2 separate regions of the Homo sapiens genome follow, and region 2 is linked to region 1. Evidence: read pairs that join two places in POLR2A ChIA-PET (ENCODE). Cell type or tissue: GM12878. All regions are shown on one strand.

What was found. Peaks named below come from ENCODE experiments on the same cell type or tissue, not always from the same donor. Only the 100,000 strongest peaks of a DNase experiment are listed, where the experiment ranks them.
Region 2: POLR2A ChIA-PET joins it to region 1 with 5 read pairs; 3 of 35 experiments call an interaction of 5 or more read pairs at or near these places.

Annotation. Positions count from the first base shown.
Region 1 is chr3:125,355,218-125,360,217 of GRCh38, reverse strand. The region is part of intron 1 of ZNF148 (zinc finger protein 148); the gene reads left to right. Among named protein-coding and RNA genes, the nearest start is that of ZNF148, 18 kb to the left of the region's middle. In GM12878, no CTCF peak of the experiment used is centred here; a DNase peak (open chromatin) is centred at 2,894; H3K4me3 peaks cover 2,765 bases; H3K27ac peaks cover 1,837 bases.
Region 2 is chr3:125,578,898-125,583,897 of GRCh38, reverse strand. It overlaps OSBPL11 (oxysterol binding protein like 11), which reads left to right. Exons shown (of 13, transcript NM_022776.5): 2 at 920-988; 3 at 3,858-4,033; 4 at 4,859-4,938. Among named protein-coding and RNA genes, the nearest start is that of OSBPL11, 14 kb to the left of the region's middle. RefSeq lists a cis regulatory region at 4,199-4,212 and an enhancer at 4,133-4,277. In GM12878, a CTCF peak has its summit at 966 (motif pointing right); no DNase peak of the experiment used is centred here.

The DNA of each region.
Region 1 (5,000 bases):
ACATGGAGAAGCTGATAGGATCTGGTAAATAGATGGACTGGAAATGAATGAGGAAGTTGAAGTTGTAGGCATAAGAGAGGAGAGAGTAGCTTGCAGCAGAGAAAATATGGAGAGAACATATGGAAAGGGGTTTAAACAGGCCATGGTTTGTAGGGGCGAGGATATTGACAAGCATCATTAAGTGTAATATTTTTATTAAACTGGGAAGTAGGGAGCCCTTGTATTCCCTGGGCTTTTGCAGCCCAGGCCCAGTTGTGCCAGCTGCATGGGCGGGCCTGTGCTGGCGGTGCACTTAGCAGCTGGTGGAGCAGCGGCGTGGAGCTGCATGGTGGCGGGTGGGCTGCCGCCCACTTGGGTCTGTGTGCTCTTGGCCCATGGCAGGGCAGGCAGGTGGGCGCTCGCTGAAGTGAGCAGGAAATAACTGATGTCAGAAACCTATTCTTTCTCTGTGCAAATAAGAACAGTCTATGCCACCCATGATAAAAGGTGGCAGTATGTCATGCCAGCTTTTAAAAAAATATTGTCAGTGATAGAGACATTGAGATCTCTATTTGTGTGCTTGAGAACCACATCATGTTTTCTGTTTGCAAAAACTGGCAAAAACTTGCATAAGTAAAGAGATTCGGGTAAAATGTGGAAGAATGGGGCACATGGTAAGAATGAGATGTCCTAAGGGAACTAAAGTGGACTCTTTACTTTCTTTTTTGTCTATAATGACTTTAATAATCCTGAAGTGCTGGGATTATAGACATGAGCCACTGTGCATGGCCCATATCAGAGTTTTTGATGTTCATGTTTCAGAGAGAGAGAGAGAAAGCATATTTAATGTAGAAACATGAAATGGCAGTGAGAAAAATATGACAAGGCACAAAATACGTAGTATTGGTGTTCCATCCTAGTGTAGCTTTGCTTCAGGATTAGTTCCAGGATTTAGCCCTGGGCTTTCATCACTTTCTTCCTGCCTTAACTTCTACATCTGTTTAGCCACCAAATTTAATAATGAAAGATCTCTGGAGACTCAGAGTGTTGAAGGCCTGAGAGGGCCCAGGGTTCTCACTTTGCTCAACTCATGAAACTTGGCTGTACCATCATGTAGCAGCCCTGCCTGATTCAGTCTAGAGTTGTTTTTAGGATGTGCCTCAGACTGGACCTTGTTGAGGGAGAGCATATTCTGAATATTTGGGTGGATTGTGTGGGTTAGGCCAATGATGAGTATCTTAAAGAAGGTGATGGGAAGGATTATAGTAGACATGGAGAGAAGTGTGTTTTAAATGATAACTATATTAATTCAACATAGATAAATGTCTTCACAATACAGGGGTTTGACCTTTGAACATCTAGGGTGGCATGGAGAAGTTTTCCCTGTAAAATTGAGAAGAGCCAATATCCAAGAGATTAGAATGAAATGCACACTTGCTGTTCTGCAGGCCCCTGTATATGTGTACTTGTCATATGTACACACCTGTATGTGTAGATACATATAATATTAAAATTTGTTTATTTGATTAGGTTGTATAATTAGTTTTAAGGGAAGTGGGACTAGTAGTGGAACTAGTTTTGAGTTATGAATGAGTTAAATGAATTGTTACAGAATATTTGGAAAGGTCATTTTCAAGGTTTTGGGGACGAGCCTAGGAAACAGATTTTTCTGTAGCCATAGGGGCTTCTGGAATAGATGCACAAACTTTGATGGCAGTTTGGGGCAAATTTGTGTAAGTTGGAGAGTGTTAGCTTTGAGGAAATGAGAACAGACAAGAAAAACGCAGTGTTTGAGAAAGTTATTTATGTATTGATTTGGTAGGAGCTGATAAAAAATTATAAAAGTTGTGGAGAGATTTTGAATAGCTAAAGTGGGAGATATCATGGAAGTGATTTATGAAGCTTTTTTTTTTCTTTTTCTTTTTTGAGATGGCATCTTGCTCTGTTGCCCAGAGTGGAGTGCAGTGGCGTTATCACGCCTCACTGCAACCTCTGCCTTTTGGGTTCAAGCGATTCTCCTGTCTCAGCCTCCTGAATAACTGGGATTACAGGTGCCCGCCACCACACCCGGCTAATTTTTTGTATTTTTAGTAGAGATGAGGTTTCACCATTTTGGATAGGCTGGTCTTGAACTCCTGACTTCACGTGATCCGCTCGCCTCAGCCTCCCAAAGTGCTGGGATTACAGGCCTGAGTCCCCGCGCCGGTCCGATTTATGAAGCTTGTTACTTCAAGTATTAGAAAAGTAAAATGGAAAGATGGTTTAGAGAAGATTTCTTTTGGGAACAATATAAAACAAGCAAGGCAAGAAAAAACTAAAATGAGTAAATTAGGGTGTGGAAAAGTTAGAGTAAGAGGAAGGATTAAGGCGGAGGCTACTGAAAGAGATTTCTTACTGTCAGGCTGTGTGATAATACAAAGCTGTGTTCTGCAGCGTTTTGTTGGATACTATTGATAACTGGTTCTTTAAGGAAAGGGGCTTAAACAGGCCTTGGTTTGTAGAGGTGAGGATATTGACAAGCATCATTAAATGTAATATTTTTATTAAAGAAACTTGGAAGTAGGGAGCCCTCATATTCCCTGGGCTTTTGCAGCCCAGGCCCGATTGGGCCAGCTGCGCGGGCGGGACTGTGCCGGCTGTGCGGTTGGTGGCTGTGGAACAGCGAAGTGGAGCTGCGTGGTGGCGGGTGGGCTGCCGCCCGCCTGGGTCCGTGCGCTCTTGGCCCGTGGCTGGGCGAGTGGGCGCTCCCTGAAGTGAGCAGGCCCTGGAAGGGGGGGAGGACGGGCTTTTGCCCACCGTCTGGCGAACCCCGCACGCCTCTTTTTGGGGGGTGTGTGTGTGTCCCGCGCGAGTGTGCCTGTATGCAGGGACCAGCACCTTCCATGACTTCCTTTTGTGTGTAAGTGCGTGCGTGCGTGCGTGTGTCTGTGCGCGTGCGCCCCTCTGCAGGGAGGAGGAGGAGGAGGAGGCGGAGGGGCGCGGAGAAGCTGGCGCACTTTGGGCCTCGGCGGGGTCGTCTGCGGCGGCCGGACCTCCCAGATACCGCGCCTTCTGGGCCTGCCCCGCTGGCGCAGTCAGGACCCCTTCCCTCAACGGGATGGGAAACTTTGTGAGTGGCTTCTCCGCAGCCACTAACAAGTGTCCGCCAGACAGCGGGGGGGCCGCCGAAGGCTGATGATGGACACCCGTTTTTCTTCTTATTCCTCTTTTACAAATCTTCTGTTGAACTGCATTGTGTTTACAGTTTCACGTCTGTGAAAAGGTCAGCAGGTAACTTGCTTTACTAGACAGCTTTTTACTGGGTATTAAGAGCAAAAAATGTACACCTGTATCCTTATATTAAAAAACCCTGCTTGTCTAGTGGTAAGAACAATCCTAAGGCCTTTCCAGAATTGGGCTGTGGGGCAAACTTTTGCTCTCCAGACTTTGTGAAACACCTTTTACGATGCCAGGAAAGAACTACTTGTGCAGTAGAATGAAAGCTAGAGTTGGAAATGCAAAAGTTGAAGCTCTTTCCAACAGCTTGCATTTAAAACAGCTTTTTGTTTTATATAATAATTGTGATTTGTTGAGTTTACATGAAGAATTTTGCAAAATTAGGCATGGTGTGATTAAACAAGAGCGTTTCTTAATTTTATAGAGGGCAGTGGTAAAGGCACCACTCAGTTTGGAAATTTCAAGTATGTTGAAATGTTGCTATAAATAAAATCCTATTCAGATTTTTAGATTTAATAAATCTAAAAATATATTTGCAGTTGTCCTTTGGGTGCAGGAGGAAGTCCTGGGTTTCTCTGTGCTTGTTTCTGGGCAGATTTTCAGTATTGTTAGCATGATACAGGTATAGAACCTTAACCTGAGTGAATAATTTGCTTGAGATTACCAGTCTGTTTTGGAGCTGGAATAGACTCTGGGTCTCTTATGCCCAGTCTGGTGACCAATCCCAGAATAGACTAAGGAAACTGGGTGTTTGTCTGTTTGGTGGAAAATAGGGCTGAGCCAAAAAATGAACGTGTGAACGTTTACTTTTCTGTTAAAACATTTAAAAGTAATTTCTCCACACTGGATTTCTTTGGCCTTTCTTTAAAAACAGAGGACTTGAGTATATTACCCAGTGGTACTTCTAGTGGGATTTGTACCACATTTACATTTGATTACAACAGGCAGATGCTTATGGTTTTTAACGGGGGGAAGATATATTTTTCATGCGAGTGTTCTCAGTGGTTAGAATAGGGAGTAAGTAACTTGAGCACTTTTAGCCTCCTTGAAATGCTAGGGAGAAGAGGAATTAAGTTAATGTCATTAATCTCTGTTGAAAACGTTTGGACCTCTTTATTGAGGATTCTTTACAAGGCATGGATGGAATACCTATGGATTTCCCCATAGCTTATATACTTTTATTCTCATTGTTACTACATTAGCCACACACAACAATATTTAATTAATGTTTTCATTAGGCCTCATACAAGAGGGTACCTTTTTCTAGTATGTGAGTTGCAATTTTTTTTTTTTTTTAAATAGAGACTGGGGTCTCACTGTGTTGAGCAGCCTGGTCTCAAACACCTGGCCTCAAGCTATCCTCCTGCCTCGGCCTCCCAAAGTGCTAGGATTACACATGTGAGCCACTGTGCCCAGCCCGACCTTTTGTTTTGCTGGAAAACATTCCTGTCTTTTCTTATGCCATTCCTCCTATATCACAAAACAAAAACAGTCTTCTTCTTTTTCCCTTGTCTGGAAACCCTGGACATTTTAAATCGAATGCAATAGTTCTCAAACCAGAGGTGATTTTGTCAAACGTCTGGAGACATTTTTGGTCAGCACGCTGAGGGGGTTCCACTGGCATCTAGTGGGTAGATAAACCTCCTACAATGCATATGACAGTCCCCATGACAAAGAAATTATCCACTGCAAAATGTCAGTAGTGCTGATGTTGACAAAACCCTGATCTGATGTATTGAGAATAACATTCTCCCAAATGATTTAAACCTATGAAAGTTATTTGTAATCTAATTGATATCTCTATA
Region 2 (5,000 bases), 220 kb before region 1:
TAAGCAATGTATCTCAAAATAACTGAAATAAACAACTTGATTGCGACCTGGGCCGGAAGTATAAGAACTCTAGCAGAAACCCAAGTGGCTGTATTTCTACAGAAGAATTCTTTCCTCTAGTTGTGGGCTTTATTTATTATTCTTATTTATTTATTTTACGTATTTAATAAAGAGAGACAGTGTCTCATTATGTTGCCCAGTCTGGTTTCAAACTCCTGGGCTCAAGTGATCCCCCTATCTTGATCTCCCAAAGTGTTGGGATTACATGTGTGAGCCACTGCACTCAGCCCTTTTTTTTTTTTTTTTTTTTTTTTTTGGAGACGGAGTCTCACTCTGTTGCCCAGGCTGGAGTGCAGTGGTGAGATCTCAGCTCATTGCAGCCTCCACCTCCTGGGTTCAAGTGATTCTCCTGCCTCAGCCTCCCAAGTAGCTGGGACTACAGGCACACACCACCACGCCCGATGAATTTTTGTATTTTTAGTAGAGATGGGTTTTCGCCATGTTGACCAGGCTGGTCTTGAACTCCTGACCTCAAGTGATCCTCCTGCCTTGGCCTCCCAAAGTGCTGGGATTACAGGTTCGAGCCACTGTGCCCGGCCATCCCACTTATAATACTTATAGTATATTTGTTTTATGTTTATGTAATTTTATATTTGTATAATGATTTTACATTTGGAATATTTATAATAATATATAATTTATGAGGTATTGTACTTGTTTTGAGGAAATTGATGAAGTCCTATAGATATGAAATTTGGGAGATTAAATGCCTCTGTTGACCTATACATTTTACTTCTCAATAAAATTTGAGGCATTTATAGAGCATATATGTATCTGCAGCTATTTTGAAAATTGTACCATTATCCTCCTGGGATTTCTTCTAATTTTTACTAACTTTGGCTTTTTCATTTTGAAATAGTGATCACATGGAAAATGTGTATGGCTATTTAATGAAGTATACCAACCTTGTCACTGGGTGGCAGTACAGGTAAGTGTGATTATTTGTGTCACATCAGTCTCTCCTAAGAGAGCAGGAATAGGGCCCAATAATTTTATATTTTGATATTACTTTAGACAGACATGGCTGGGAAACCTTTTAGAGAAGGATTTCCCACAGCTTCTAAAAGTTTGGTGACTTCTTCTTAGAGGGTGGGAAAAGTTGACATCTGTCCAAGTAGCAGCCTCTAAATGCCTCAGATGTTACTATTAAATGAGGATTAGAATCACTTGTTACCTGGCTTGGGCATTGTATACTTGCAGAAGTTAGGTTCTTAGGGGAAGAGAAATAGGGGTTTGGAGACAGCAAACACATTTGTGTTAGGTTCCCATCTTATGCCAGATTCACAGCTTCTCTGGGATCTTGAAGAGGTTAAGTAACCAGCCAAGGGTCACACAAGCTGTCAGGAAGCAGGAAAACCAGCTATCTCAAATACTTTATAGAATTGTAGTTGTGGGGCAGGCATATTAAACGGGATCAAATTGTCTACCAAGTTCTATTATAGAACAGGCTAACGTAGAATGCCAGACTTCTCCAAACCCAAACATGAATTTTTTTTTTTTTTTTGAGACGGAGTCTCGCTCTGTCACCCAGCTGGAGTGCAATGGCATGATCTCGGCTCACTGTAACCTCTGCCTCCGGGGTTCAAGTGATTCTTCTGTCTCAGCCTCCTGAGTAGCTGGAATTACAGGCATGCGCCACCATACCCAGCTAATTTTTGTATTTTTAATAGAGACGGGGTTTCACCATGTTGGTCAGGCTGGTCTCGAATTCCTGACTTCAGGTGATCTACCCGTCTTGGCCTCCCAAAGTGCAGGGATCACAGGCGTGAGCCACCACACCTGGCCACCCAACATGAATTTTAAAAGTTTAAAACTTTTTAGAGTTACTTTTTATTTTATATTAATTAATTAATTAATTATTTTTGAGACAGGGTCTTGCTCTGTTGCCCAGGCTGGAGTATAGTGGCATGATCTCAGCTCACTGTAACCTCCACCTCGGGCTGAAATCATCCTCCTGCCCCAGCCTCCTAAGTAGCTGGAGCTACAGGCATGCACCACCACACCCATCTAATTTCTGTATTTTTTTTTGTAAAGACAGGGTTTTGCCATGTTGGCCAGACTGGTCTCGAACTCCTGGATTCAAGCAATCTCAACTCATCCAGCCCTTTTTAGAGTTACTTTTTTTTTTTTTTTTTTTTTTTTGAGATGGAGTCTCACTCTGTCACCTAGGCTGCAGTGTAGTGGTGCAATCTCAGCTCACCGCAACCTCTGCCTCCAGGGTTCATGTGATTCTTCTGTCTCAGCCTCCCAAGTAGCTGGGATTACAGGTGCACGCCACCTCGCCCAGCTAGTTTTTTGTATTTTAGTAGAGACGGGGTTTCACCGTGTTGCCCAGCCTGGTCTCAAACTCCTAAGCTCAGGCAGTCCACCCGCCTTGGCCTCCCAAAGTGCTGGGATTACAGGTGTGTGCCACCGTGTCTGGCCTAGCGTTCCTTTTTTAAAAAGGGGCCAGATGAGGTGACTCACACCTGTAATCCAAGCACTTTGGGAGGCCGAGGCGGGAGGATCGCCTGAGTTCAGGAGTTTGAGATCAGTCTGGCCAACATGGCAAAACTCCATCTCTACGAAAAATACAAAAATTAGCTGGGCATGGTGGTGGGCGCCTGTAATCCCAGGTACTTGGGAGCTGAGGCATGAGAATCGCTTGAACCTGGGAGGCAGAGGTTGCAGTGAGTCAAGGTGGTGCCACTGCACTCCAGCCTGGGCAACAGAGCACGACTCCATCTCAAAAAAAAAAAAAATTATTACACTACTTAAATTGGAATTTCTGAAATGTATTTTTGAAAGTAGTTAATCTAGAACCAAATCAGAATTTTTTTTTCCAAAGTGTATTAGTATTTCATCAAATTCTTTTCCAGAGTGTATCAGCATTTCATCATTTAGTTTCAAGGTCCTTATGTTTCAGCATCTCCAATTGCAGCTTTTTCATTTTTAAACAGGAGAAGTAATCTTTAGTTTTGACTTATTTAATGATTCATTCACAAAATCTTTTTTACCCTGTTATTCTTGTTGTATATTTCACTAATTCTTAAATCACAATGCATATCTTGCCTAGTATATCTTGCCTTAACCTCAGAGCTCATATTTTGATTTATTTCCGGTGAATTTTAAAGAAAAATTTTCACTACCATTTGTCCTTTGGCAGTTTACCCTCTGTTAATGAATTCTGGGGAAAAATCTGTCTCTGAAAGGATATGGTATCTTTGCTTCCTTTTGTGCATTAACTGATAGGCCTCTTAATAAATGCCTCTCCCTCAGCTGAAGGGTTTATTATATCTTTTATTAAACTCATTCAATTTTTTTTTTTTTTTTTTTTTTTTTTTGAGACGGAGTTTTGCTCTTTTTGCCCAGGCTGGAGTGCAGTGGCTCGATCTTAGTGCAGTGCAACCGCTGCCTCCCAGATTCAAGCGATTTTCCTGCCTCAGCCTCCCGAGTAGCTGGGATTACAGGCATGCACCACCACACCTGGCTAATTTTGTATTTTTAGTAGAGATGGGGTTTCACCATGTTGGCCAGGCTGATCTCGAACTCCTGACCTCAGGTGATCCGCTCGCCTCTGCCTCCCAAAGTGCTGGGATTAGAGGCGTGAGCCACTGCGCCTGGCCTAACTCATTCGATTTTTAGTAATCTTCCCTGCTGGAAAATTCAGTGTAGTGTTTCCAGGTACCTCTTGAAATGCTTTTAAATTTTATTTTTAAGAGCAAAACCCTGAAATGTGTAAGTGATTGAAGTTTGCTTTGCTTTAGTTTGCTGAGGGAAAATGTTTACAAATTATGGATTTTAAAAAATCATTACAGGTTTTTTGTTTTAAACAATGAAGCTGGGCTGTTGGAGTACTTTGTGAATGAACAGTCTAGAAATCAGAAACCTAGAGGAACTTTGCAGCTTGCAGGAGCTGTAATATCACCCAGTGATGAGGATTCTCACACCTTCACTGTAAACGCTGCCAGTGGGGAACAATATAAACTCAGAGGTATGACCAAAATATGAGAATTAATACTGTGATTTTCCTCTTTTTTTGAGAAGTTGGTGTCTTACATGCTTTCATATGGGCTTTGGAAATAGAAACTGCTGTCATCAGTGATGTAAATACAATATTCTGAACCTTGGAACTGCTTTGAGAATTTATGAAATCTTTTGTAATAAGTAACTGTTTTCAAGTGGGACAATGTATGTTTGTTTAGGACTGGCCCCTCTGAAAAACGGTGTAGGTGAAACTCTGATTACTGAAAATCTAGAAACATAGACTTTAAATGATATTTTTTATGTATTTCACCCCTTTACTTGGTTTAGTTTACGTGCCCTTTTTGCAGTTTTCAGTAACTAATGTACATTATTGGGATTTATTATAATGTCATTCATTAAAATAACGTATAACTTCTGTTAAGATAAATTTAATTTGTGTAGAAGTTTTTTATTTAATGAATACACAAAGTATAATGGTAATCCTAAGTGAGCGTGCTCCTGCAGATCTGAAAGTATTGATTATACATCAAATAATTAAGGGGTTATTTCTTTAAATAAGAACCTATTTTTATGAGTTGCAACATGTCAGTCTCTCATCCTCACCTCACTGCATGTAATTTCTCCTTTTAATGAAGTAACTACATCCAGCTACTGTGTTCCCTAACAACGTTGGTGCTTTGGCCTCTTTCCTGCCTCCCTCCAGTCAGGGAAGTTTGCTCTAGTGAGAGTAAGACCAGTATCTGCTTTTCAGTGATCTGATCTTCATACTGTAGGCAATTAATTGTGTTCCAGAATAAATAAATATAAAATAATTTTTACATTCTTTTAACAGCTACAGATGCAAAAGAGCGACAGCACTGGGTTAGCAGACTTCAGATATGTACACAGCATCATACTGAAGCTATTGGAAAGGTATGTAGATTTATATACAATATTAATATACAAAAATGAGGAAGGAATATTTTTTATTTTTT